Linked DNA regions of Homo sapiens: all the other regions are linked to region 3. Evidence: chromatin contacts called from ENCODE Hi-C or POLR2A ChIA-PET data. All regions are on one chromosome and are shown on one strand. Each heading gives the region's core, a stretch centred on a gene start or an enhancer-like site at or near the end of the contact. The rest is flanking DNA. Distances are from core to core; before and after follow the strand shown.

Region 1 (3,827 bases), core at 1,037-3,536, 150 kb after region 3:
TCTGGCTCTCCTCTTACCTCTGTGGTCAAGTCAGGTGGCTGTCTGAGTTGCCATAAAAATGTCCTTACAAGGTAGACAGGGACTACCTTGTAAGGACACTGTAAGAGTAAGGATCAGCAAGGTTTGTAAACCACATTGCATGGCACATAGTAGGCATCAGAGAAATGACAGCATTGCAAGTGCATCCTCATGTTTCACCTGAAAAGCCACTCTAGTCTCTCACTGCTTCATCAAATAATTTTGTTTTTAAAATGCTGGTATATATGTGATTAAGCTGACTGGGCTTTGAAAATACATAGTAATCTAGTTCACTAATTAACGTTAGATTTATGCTATCAATTATCAGCAGTTTAACAGATTGTGTGGGTATTTCTTCCCTTAAATTTACATAATTGGACAGTCTTCTACCTCAGGCTTTCACGAATCAACCAGGATTTGTCAAGCACCTACCCACTATTCAGCATCAGGGACAGTGCTGTGATAATAAATTCTTACTAGTATCAAAGATTAAACATTAAATTCAAACTTTGGTAACAAGAATGGGGTTATCCTTTCCTGTTAGTAATCCTCAGTTCCTGTGACAGTGAAATAGCCGAGCCCTAATGAACAATCTCTCAACAGAAATCTGATATGTTAGTAATGTTAGATGGCTATCAGTATGTTTCAAAGGTAATTATAAAAACGGTTTATTTCCCTTGTTTTATTAACACAGTCACTAAACTTCAATCTCAGTGTTTAATTTTCCCCAACAGTTTAGCTATTTCCAAGAAAAACAATCATTTGAAGACTGGCATTGCAGATAACAAAACAGTATTACCTGGTACTGGCTTCTCTGTCAGTAGGTATTTTCAGTGGAAACAGAACCTCAAACCTGGCTACCCCGTTCCCACTTCACAGCCATTAAAACACAGCCTTGCTTTTTGCATTTCACGATTATCAAATGAACGATTCACTTCACGAAAAGAACAGTGAGGAGAATCCTGGAGAACCACGGAACTCCCCACCACGTTATGCTAAACACACCATTAGCACAGACACGGGAGACTGTCATGCTTCTGAAATCCTTTTCTTCCAGAACACCTGAGGATTACAAAACCAACACTTCTACTTAAAAAACACCTTTTTAAATTAAAAATAATAAGTGTAGTCGGGGCAAGAAAAGGAAAACAGTGTCTTTATTGTGTGTAGTTCTAACAAACGTTCACTGTGTGCGCATTCCAGCAGAAAGAGACAAAGATCTTTGTTCAAAATATTCTGAAAAAGGTAAACTAACTGCATTATTGAATACACAAAAGGAATGTTACCGTTACTTGTTCATAGTCAAAGGTGAAGTTAAAAAAAAAGGGAAGTTAAATAACTGAAGTAATGGTTTGCCCAAATAGCAAACGTAGGATACAAGCGTGGGCAAAGAGCAGCTACTGAAGCTCATGAGGAGGATGCTGGATATAGGGTAGGTAACTTGACAAATGCCTCTGCTTCTTTGGAACCTTCTTCCTAGATCACCCCCACAAATTCCAAACCTGGCTCTTTCAGAGCACAACAGCCAAATGTAACTAAACTCCTCATTACTTCTGTGATATTTGGCAACAGAATAAGATAGTTTAAAAAAAAATCAATTTCTTGTTGAGACAAGACATGTCTGAATCCATTTCTCTTGGGGTAGGAGGAGGTAATGAACATTAACGTTCTGCATCTCAATCTCCTAAAATGGAATTTAACCAGATAGATATCGCTTGAGATTTTAAAGCAGGAGATACCATAAGTAATGATACTCCAGGCCTGTAAAGCATTTTTCATTGTCCCACATTGCAGCTAAATGAGTATAAACTCGACAGTGTTCTGATTTCACAACATATGCATTTATGACAACTGCTAAAACAACTTTACAGGCTCAAACGATAGGTTCCAAGGGATTTTTGTTTTTGCTTAAGCAGTCTTGAAGAGATCTAAACACAAGATAAACTTTGACCCCACCACTCTGTTATCTTTACAAATGCAGAAGTCATTTGGAAACCAAAACCAATTGCTGAGTAGGGGCTGAGGAATTTTGGTGTCATTTCAAACTAGACTCTACTGAGGCAGGTTTAAACCCTGGCTCTCAGGCCAGGGGCAGTGGTACCAACACCCTCTATTTCGGTAGCATGAAACTTCTCTCACCTCCTCCTTCGTGTCCAGCAGCCATGATGTGTACAGTACAGTTTGCAGCAGCAGCAGCAGCAGCAGCTAGTCTTCCTCAGGAATAAACAACCGAACACCCCAGAGACCAGCTCCAGGTGGCACTGTCAGCCAATGGGGACTGGCTCCACTTGCTCTCCAGAGGGTTTTTCACCAGCTACCCATGTCAAGACTGTTTTGTGAATTCAAGTCTACTTCCTAAAAAAAAGGTCCTTTTGGATGGATTTGGCTAGTGTGCTATACTACTTTATTGTATAGAAAAACCTCTGCAAACTCTCACACAAGATTTAGCTTTCACCTGGCTGTTTTTGTAGGCAACAAAATAACAGTAAATGGACCCCAAAGTGATTTTCCAGATACAAAGTGACATCACATCGGCAGTAGTTCAGAAGAAGCCCTGGGTACTGGGGGATTTCATGGGTGGAAGAGACAAAGTCTAATTATCTTTTCCTCTGGCTCTCAGCAAAAAACAAGTGCAGATGTAAACAGGAAAAGAAAACCAATGTGAAGTAGAAAAACATACCTTTTGCATTGGCATTTACCTTAAAAATAACAAAAACACCAATTTTACTTAAGATGGTAGTTCTTTAACATTTCTTATAAGCCAGATGTTTTTCATTCAATTTCGGACATTGCCAACACACTTTTACAACTGATTCAAGTTATCTTCAGGCTTGGCTTTAGTTTGAATGTTCCCTTTCAAGCTCCTCAATACTCCTCTGTTCTTTACTTTTACCCCAATGTACTCCAATAATCACGCAATTTATTTATTACAGGCAATCATATACCAATCCTTCCTTGCCTTTAAATAGAGAAGCATCAAGTCATACCACTTTTGTTAAATAATAACCAAAGTTTTTTTCAATATTGTCTTAAAAGTAGCATCTTATAATGCATACAAACATTTTTCTAAAGATAAAAGCTTTACTAAACCCATATCCCTGATAATAAAAGTCAGCCAGAAATCTCCTAAAATTACTCCCAAATATATCCAAGTGTGCAAGTACAAGGTTAATATTATTTTGATGAATTCTGTATTCATTCAACTGCTAAATCACAGGATACAAGACCTGGGTTGAACTTTTTCTTAAATAGTTTACATGGGCAGTCCCTGGTTTGCTGGGCAGTTTCCTGTCTCATCAAATCCCTGGCAAGCTGGGAGGGAGGGAGGAGATGCTGAGCAGCCTCTATGGTCCTTCTTGAACCAAGCTGCTCCCTGCTGGATATGACAATGGCTCAGAAGCAGACTAGCAATTCTCAAAGGACAGGGAGAAAAATCACCACAGTTGCTGGCAGAAAACAGCCAGTGTACTATTTATTTCCTCAAGTGCTTCCATGGGGGAAAAAATAAAAGTCTAATATGCCAGAGAAATCATCATTGAACCAATAAGACACAGTAACATAATTCTAGTAACCTACTTCTCAATGAACACACATCTGAGAAAAAAACCGCCAGTATTTTATTCTCATGGAAAAACAGAACAAACCCACAAGTTGGAGTCACGGAGATAAAATACAGATGAAATGGAAAACGGTCTGTTGTCATGAACTCTCACTTTCAAATACCATTTTATATGGAAGTTACTTTACTGCGGGGCAAACAGAAGGCCATGCTGGAGTCTCTTACTTTTGGAAAATGGAGAATCAAAAAT
Region 2 (3,751 bases), core at 307-2,806, 170 kb after region 3:
TGTTGGTCTCGAACTCCCAATCTCAGGTGATCCACCAGCCTCGGCCTCCCAAAGTGCTGGGATTAAAGGTATGAGCCACCATGCCCAGCCTCTGAAACTGTTTTACCAAATAAAGCATTACTTACTCAGAAAATTAACCATTTTGTAAAATTATATTTAGCACAGTCCTTGACTTAAATACTCAAAAAACATTTACTTAAATTAGCAAATTTAGAATTTATATTATTTAATATATCAAAATTTGTATTTTTGAAATATTAATGCTTTTTACTTTTTATAACAACCATTTCAGCAGGAATAAATTATCATTCCTATTTTAAATAAATGTTAATTCAATTGAAGTATAAAAACTGTAAGTGTTACTTCCCAGTCATAGTCACCAGCCTATGAGCTCCCTGAGGATAAGGATAACTTCTATTTTTATCTCCTAAAAGGTCTCCACCCAGTGAGTGGGTCTCACATCCCAGTATTTAAGAATGCTATTTTACAGCAAGAGTAAGACAGCCACGATTCACTTGTTATTATATCTGAAACTCTCAGGTTATTATATGTGAAACTGTTCTTTGTTGTGGAACTAAGTCATCAGTTCTGGAATTATGTCCCAATTTGTTCTATACACCTAAACTATGGATGATATTTTTTCCTTTTGACACAACCCAACTATTGTGTTGCCTTTCAGAGTAAAAGGACAATAAAACTCCTTCATAGATTACAACATTTCAGGGAATGACTGAATTTTTGACTTGCTACACAGTTCTTTCTACAAGTACTTTCACTTTCATCAGTCTCTCACCACTTATAAACAAGAGAAAGCACAACACTTTTTTAAAATATTAAGTAAAAGTTATATATTCGCTGTGGTAAATTTGGAAAAAAGAATAATCAACTAGAGTCCTGGAACAGAAATAAGTCCAGTTAACAATTTGGTGCATAAAACTTCATTTTTCCTGTGTATTCTTTCAATCATTTCAGCCATTAGTCTACAATTTTTTATTGAATCCTTACTATTTTGTGTGGTAGGCAGTGATAAATAAAAGTTTTTTGTGTTCTCACAAAGTGAATTCATGTAGTACATAATGTTTTGTAGCCTGCTTCTTTTTTTTTTTCACTGAAGCAAGTGGGGGTCAGAGTGATCAAACAAAATTCTACGGTTTAATAACTTTCACTCTAAAATATGGTCTTAATAGAGATGGCTTAGAACAAGCAAAAAGACGTCAGGGAGCTTTTGGTTTCTGTTTAGAACTCTATAGTCTCCAGATAGAGTTAGCGAAAATCAAATGGATGCAGGGCTGCCATGGGCCACTGGCAGCCCAGCTGGAGGAGTTGGAATCACTGCACTAGGCCCGAGGCTATAGCAGGGTCCTGGCCAGTCTTAGGCCAAGATAATGCCCAGGCTGAGGAGCATACGAAGGCCTCGACGAAAACCCAAAGAGCCCCGGCACCCCAGGAGAAGCCAGACCAGCTCTCAGTGAAGACAGAGGGTAGGAGCTACTGTCCAACTCCAGCGTCAGCCACTGGATGGTCCCGCCCATGTTTATCATCTGCTTCTTCTCAGATATGATCTGCCACTACATGTTCATCCTGGTACAGAGCGACAAGAAGCTCACCCAGGAGCAAGTATCTGACAGTTAAGTCCTAATTTGAAGCAGAGCCTTCAGTGAAAATGGAAATTACATTCCCAAAAAGTCTTTTTCTTGACATGAGAATATTACATCAACAACCCAGAGGATAAAAATATCACCACTTCCTCCCACTATGCTCTCAGGCATGATGAAAGGAAATATAACAAACGTCATCCCTATGATTCTTACTTGTGAATGGATCAACATTGACATACTCAGGCATTGTTGCAACCAAGGTCCTATTTCCACTGACCCTCTGTTTTTTGTTGTTGTTGTTTGTTTGTTTGTTTGTTTTGAGACGGAGTCTCACTCTGTTGCCCAGGCTGGAATGCAGTAGCACAATCTCGGCTCACTGCAACCTCTGCCTCCCAAGTTCAAGCGATTCTCCTGCCTCAGCCTCCCAGGTAGCTGGGACTACAGGTGCCTGCCACCATGCCCAGCTAATTTTTGTGTTTTTAGTAGAGACAAGGTTTCACCACGTTGGCCAGGCTGGTCTCGAACTCCTGACCTCAGGTGATTCACCCGCCTCGGCCTCCTAAAGTGCTGGGATTACAGGCATGAGCCACTGCACCCGGCCGACCCTCTGGTTTTAAGCCTATGCTGCAGCAAGTTATCAAACTACTCACATTAGATCCACCCTGAATGAGCTCTGCATCCTGGTATTTCCTCAACGTATTTGGGCTTCAGAGAATTTACTGTGATTCTAGGCCAAGATAATGGCAACTGACCAATAAGAAATGAGGCAGGAGCAGATGACCAGAGCAGCCATGGCCATGCCCACAGAAACCAGCAAAGCTTCCAAGACAAAGTAGAAAGTTCTGGAGCTGATGGGTCACCAGTGGACACCAGATGATGTCAAAGAGCTCATGGGCAAAGGCCTTCACTTTGAAGTTATGTTCAAAAAGGAGTTACAAGACCAAGTGCCATGGCTCACGCCTGTAATCCCAACACTTTGGGAGGCTGAAGAGGGCGGATCACTTGAGGCCAGGAGTTTGAGACCAGCCTGGCCAACGTGGTGAAACCCTGTCTCTACTAAAAGTACAAAAATTAGCTGGGTATGCTGGCGCTCACCTGTAATCCCAACTATTCGGGAAAACCACTTGAACCCGGGAGGCGAAGTTTTCAGTGAGCCACAATCGCACCACTGCACTCCAGCCTGGGCAATACAGTGAAGCTCTGTCACAAAAAAAATTTTTAAAAAAGCCTCTATTTTTTGAAGACCAAGTAGTAAAAATTAGCTCTGCCAGAACTTGGAGTAGTCCTTAACCTGCTAACTTGTGTTTGAGCTAGAGACTCTCAGAATTTAAAAAAAAAAAAAAAAAAAGGATAGCTAGGCACAGTGGCTCACACCTGTATTCCCAACACTTTGGGAGGCCAAGGCAGGAAGATTGCTTGAGGCCAGGAATTCAAGACCAACCTGGGCAACCAAGCAAGACCTTGTTCTCCACAAAAAAAATTTTAAAAATTAAAAAATTATCCAGGCATGGTGGCCTGTAGTCCTGGCTACTCAGGAAGCTGAATTAGGAGGATCATCCAGAAGCCAAGGAATTCGAGGCATGGCGCCACTGCACTGCAGCCTGGGCAACGGAGACCCTGTCACTAAAAAAATTAAAAATACATAAATATTAAAAAGTAAAAAATAATAATTTAAAAAGAAAGATATATGAGCCGCTGAGCATGCAGCAAGGATCATTCTTATCTGAGCCAGGTTTCCCTTTATGCCTGAAACTAGAAAAAATGCAGTGTGTGTGCTGGATGATTTACAGGGAAAGAGCCATTTAAAAAATGTTTTACATTTTCCTTCTGGTGACTCTAGAAATGAGAGGCAGAGAAAGGGGAAAACTTAAGCTAGCCAAAATATAAACATTTACCAAAAATTCAATCTTTGAAAAAGCATTATTATTTTCTGAAAGATTTCATGTAAACAAAGAAAGAAAAAGCATTATTAATTATAACTAATTATTATATGCAGTCTGACTTTTAATCACAGTAAGCTCCTATTTTGAGATCCAAGCACCCTGCATTTTTATATTTAATTGTTAGTATTTTTATAACTTTCTTTACAAAAGTAATAATTTTCATTACCAAAAATTTAGAAACTATAGATAAGCAAAATGAATCTCCCTGTA
Region 3 (4,280 bases), core at 1,269-3,768:
GGGCTGCCCAAAGTGGGGAGTAAGAAACCAAGTAGACTGGAGGGTATTCACAGGAGAGCAGGAGGACAGCCCCAGGTGTCAAGAGCATCCATGTAGGAGGCAAGCTATGAGAGGCCAAGTTGGGTAATTAGGGTATTAATGTGTCAGAAAGCAGGAGGCAGTAGCAATGGGAGATTGGTTACAACAGGAGATTGATCAAATAAGTAAACATAGTAAGATGAAAGGAAATCAAGTTTCTCAATAAGATGAAAGGAAATCAAGTTTGTCAAACAGTGAGTTACAAACAGAGAGAGAAAAGAAGAAGGAACCCTACGGTATTGCATTGCAACGGGAGGTACTGATGTGAACTCATCAGTCAATATGTACAGATAGAAAAATATAGGTATAAATGTGTATATATACCTGTGTGTGTGTGTACAGACATATAAATATACATATATTCCCTAGCTTCTGTCCTCTGAAAGGTCCTAGGAGAAGCAGCACCCCAAAAGTAACCAGGGCTTTTCAGAGAAATAGTATCAGGGCTGGGACAGGCAAAATACAAGATGAACCTGGAATGTCTTGTTTTGCTAAAGGTAAGAAAGTACTCAAAGAATTACGGGGGCATATCAAAAGGACACAAAAGACAGCATGGGTTGGGTGCGGTGGCTCATGCCTGTAATTCCAGCACTTTGGAAGGCCAAGGCAGGCAGATCACCTGAGGTCACAAGTTCGAGAGCAGCCTGGCCAACATGGCAAAACGTCGTCTCTAGTAAAATACAAAAATTAGCCAGGCATGGTGGCACGTGCCTGTAATCCCAGCTACTTGGGAGGCTGAGGCAGAAGAATCTCTTGAACCCAGGAGGAGGAGGTTGCAGTGAGCCGAGGTCGCGCCACTGCACTCCAGCCTGAGCAACAGTGAGACTCCATCTCAAAAAAAAAAAAAAAAATTTAGCTGGGAGTGGTGGTGGGTGCCTATAGCCCTAGCTGCTCAGGAGGCTGAGGCACAAGAATTGCTTGAACCCAGGAGGAGGAGGCTGCAGTGAGCCAAGATCGTACCACTGTACTCCAGCCTGGGTAACAGAGCAAGATTCTGTCTCAAAAAAAAAAAAAAAAGGAAAAAGAAAACCATAAAAGTCCAGGAAACACCAAGGAATGATTTCAGATTCAAAGAAACTAAAGAGATATGACAACTAAATGGACATATAATTCTAAACTGGATCCTTTTGCTATACAGGAAATTACTGGGACAATTTGCAAAACCCAAATAGGATCTAAGGACAAGGTGAAAAAAATGTATTGATGTTAATTTTTATTTTGATAGCTATATTGTGGTTACATAAGGGAATATTCTTATTTGTTGGAAATACCAAAGTATTGGGAGGCAATGAGGAAACATGTCAGCAACTTATTCTCAAATGATTCAGAAAAAAAGCAATAAATTATTTGCACTATATTCACAACTCTTTTGTAGGTTCAAGATTGTTCCAAAAAGTGCATTCAGGCATACATTTCATTAGGAATTTATTAATTACTACGGATTCAAAAAATTCAGCTATGTAACTGTAGCTTCATATTATAAGATCTCAATTTGCAAAGAAATGAATCTATCAGAGTAAACAAACTTATTTCATGTCTTCATTTTTAGGTATCTGGCAATCAAAAACCAATCTAGGGCCGAGCGTGGTGGCTCGTGCCTGTAATCGCAGCATTTTGGGAGGCAGAGCTGAAGGACTGCTTGATCCCAGGATGTCAAGGCTGTAGTGAGCTGTGATTGTGCCACTACATCCTAGGCTAGGTGACAGAGCAAGACCTTGTCTCAAAAGAAAAAAAAAAAAGAGAGAAAGAGAAGAAAAGAAAGAAAAGAGAGAAAAGACCAATCTACCTTGTTCTCCCTCTCACTTTTGCTACACTTTCTGTTTAAAATCAAACAAAACCAAATATTTTAGTTGAAAAAGGCAACAGAATCTTGGTTACAACACATACCATGAGTCTTCTCTTGGTCATATAATTACTTGTTTGACATCTTATTTGCCACAGTCACAGGGGCTAAGTATTTTTGTCTATGCCAGCTCCTCTTCACTATCACCTTCAACCTGACAAAGCAGTAATTAAACATTCATTCAACATTTATTTAGCACCTGCACTGATCTAGGGACACAATACAAAAGAAAGTCACCCTTATTAAGCAGTTCACAGTCTAGAGATAATAAAATGAGTCAAGTTTAAAATAATGCAGTATGTGCTTTAATAAAGTATGAAGTGTTACACAACTGGAGAAGAGGGAACCTTTAATGTTATCTGTGGAGGATCTGAGAAGGCAGCACAGAGGATGTAACACCAGAAGTCAACCTTGAATATTGAAATGGCTATTTAGCAGACAGACTGGGGAAAAGGAAGGAGAAACTATAAAAGCAAACCTGAACAAAAAGAGTATTTTCATCTCAGGTTATTAGGTAACTCAGTTACTCAGAACACGGAAGTTACAAGCAGTAACATGAGATGAAACTACTAAAGGCAGGGTGAGGCCAGATTATGACAGGGCTTGTGTATCATGCTAAGCAGTAAGGGTTTTATCCCTCAGCACACAGGGAGCCTTTGAGGGTTTTAAGCAAAGAAATGATAAACTCAAACATATATTTGAGGAAGATCATCCTACCAGGAATACAGAGAATAGATTAGGTCCTAGAGATGGCGATGAGTAAGAAGGTTTTTACAATAATAGCCTAAGCAAGAAATAATGAAATCCTGAACCAAGGCAGTGGCAGTGAAATAGTCAATAGGCTACGAATTTAAAGCTGTTTAAATGGATGAACTAAATTGGATCACTGGCTACGGTGGGGAAGGGAGAGGGAAAAAAAGGAGAGTTCCAAGTAGCACATAGAACTCTGGCTTGGGAAAATTGATAAAAAGTGGTGCCATTTCCTGTGATAGAGAATATAGGAGTTAAGAATAAACCTGGAAAGAGAATTCAGTTTTAAATGATGAATTTGGATGCCTATGGGACTTCCAAGTGAATACATAAACAGGAGAGAGGTCTAGCAATTGATGTTACTAAACAAATAGCCTGCTTTACTTTTGTTTTTTATATCAAATCTGTCCTAGAACTACAGTTTTGCCTTTTTTTTTTTTGAGACAGGATTTCGCCCTGTCACCCAGTGACACGATCACAGCTCACTGCAGCCTCAAGCTCCCGGGCCTAAACTGATCCTCCTACCTCAGCCTCCCGAGTAGCTGGGACCACAGGTGTGTGCCACTATGCCTAGCTAGGTTTTTGGTGTGTGTGTGTGTGTGTCTCTGTGTATGTGCTTTATAGAGACAGGGTCTCCTTTTGTTGTCCAGTCTGGTCTCCAATTCTTGGGCTCAAGTGGTCCTCCTGCCTCAATCTCCCAAAGTGCTGGGATTATAGGCATGAACCACTGCACCTGGCCTAGATTAATTTATTTAGAGTTATTGCTTGCTTTTAAAAATACACGTAAGAAATAAAAATTCAACTTGCCCATGATCTCATCAAAGATAACCATTAAAACAATGGTATACTTATGCTTCCTTTCCATACTTTAATGCAAAGTTTTTAAAAGTTGAATAATATACATAAACAATATCAAATTTTCACTTGAATATAACATTAATTTCCTACATGTACCATCTTTTTGACACCCCTCAGGTTGTTACAAATCATCTTTGTATCTATTTCCTACTTCTCCAAATGGGTTGAAAACCCTTCATGGACCAAAACTATGTCATGTCTTCTCTGACTAAGGTTCGGCAGTACGCTACTTACAAGAGACACTCACTGTTTGTTGATGAGGTTATAAAAATATTAAGGAAAGCTACTGGATAATAATTCTAAGTTGTAAAACAAGCTTCAAGAAAACTTCTAATTTTAATATTATTTCAGAAACACTGCTAATAAATAAGAGGTAATAAATGAATATATCAGTGGTGAAGAAACAACATTGTACCTGCTATAAAATGAACGACAGCTCAGTAAATATTCTCATTCATTTATTCATGTACTCATTCACTCAATAAATATTTATGGACTGCCTGATGTACACCAGGCTGGGGATACATCAACAACAAAACAGACAAAAATATGTCTTTATGGACCTTCCATTCTAATGGGCTTAAATTACAGTGACTGCTTGCTTGTCTGGTGCTATAGTCTGAGTGTTAGTGTCCTGCCAAAATTCATGTTGGAACCTAACATCCAATGTAATAGTGTTAAGAGGTGGGGCCTTTTAGGAAGTAAGTCATGAGGGCTCTGCCCTCCCAAAATGGAATGAGTGCCCTTATAA

What was found. Hi-C counts contacts between places; a loop is a spot of excess contacts on that map. ChIA-PET counts read pairs that join two places held with the same protein, here RNA polymerase II (POLR2A). Pooled maps may share reads with other maps.
Region 1: a loop to region 3 is called in a pooled map, with 1.9 times the contacts of the local background. The contact joins two enhancer-like sites. A Hi-C loop is called at or near these places in 7 of 37 single-sample maps with no recorded cell type and 5 of 50 pooled maps. POLR2A ChIA-PET finds 5 or more read pairs at or near these places in 4 of 52 experiments (AG04449, WTC11, activated CD4-positive, alpha-beta T cell and 1 more).
Region 2: a loop to region 3 is called in a pooled map, with 4 times the contacts of the local background. The contact joins two enhancer-like sites. A Hi-C loop is called at or near these places in 4 of 50 pooled maps. POLR2A ChIA-PET finds 5 or more read pairs at or near these places in 4 of 52 experiments (AG04449, RWPE1, activated CD4-positive, alpha-beta T cell and 1 more).

Annotation. Positions count from the first base shown.
Region 1 is chr16:69,463,595-69,467,421 of GRCh38, reverse strand. CYB5B (cytochrome b5 type B) reads right to left here. Exons shown (of 5, transcript NM_030579.3): 5 at 1,158-3,827. Among named protein-coding and RNA genes, the nearest start is that of CYB5B, 41 kb to the right of the region's middle. Within about 2 kb of position 2,286, at least 5 of the 41 ENCODE cell types and tissues checked have a DNase peak (open chromatin) inside an H3K27ac peak, as active enhancers do.
Region 2 is chr16:69,442,021-69,445,771 of GRCh38, reverse strand. All of the region lies in intron 1 of CYB5B (cytochrome b5 type B), which reads right to left. It also overlaps the pseudogene LOC100420066. Among named protein-coding and RNA genes, the nearest start is that of CYB5B, 19 kb to the right of the region's middle. RefSeq lists enhancers at 1,269-1,528, 1,559-1,638 and a silencer at 1,985-2,267. Within about 2 kb of position 1,556, at least 23 of the 41 ENCODE cell types and tissues checked have a DNase peak (open chromatin) inside an H3K27ac peak, as active enhancers do.
Region 3 is chr16:69,611,694-69,615,973 of GRCh38, reverse strand. All of the region lies in intron 2 of NFAT5 (nuclear factor of activated T cells 5), which reads right to left. Among named protein-coding and RNA genes, the nearest start is that of NFAT5, 48 kb to the right of the region's middle. RefSeq lists an enhancer at 2,372-2,531. Within about 2 kb of position 2,518, at least 10 of the 41 ENCODE cell types and tissues checked have a DNase peak (open chromatin) inside an H3K27ac peak, as active enhancers do.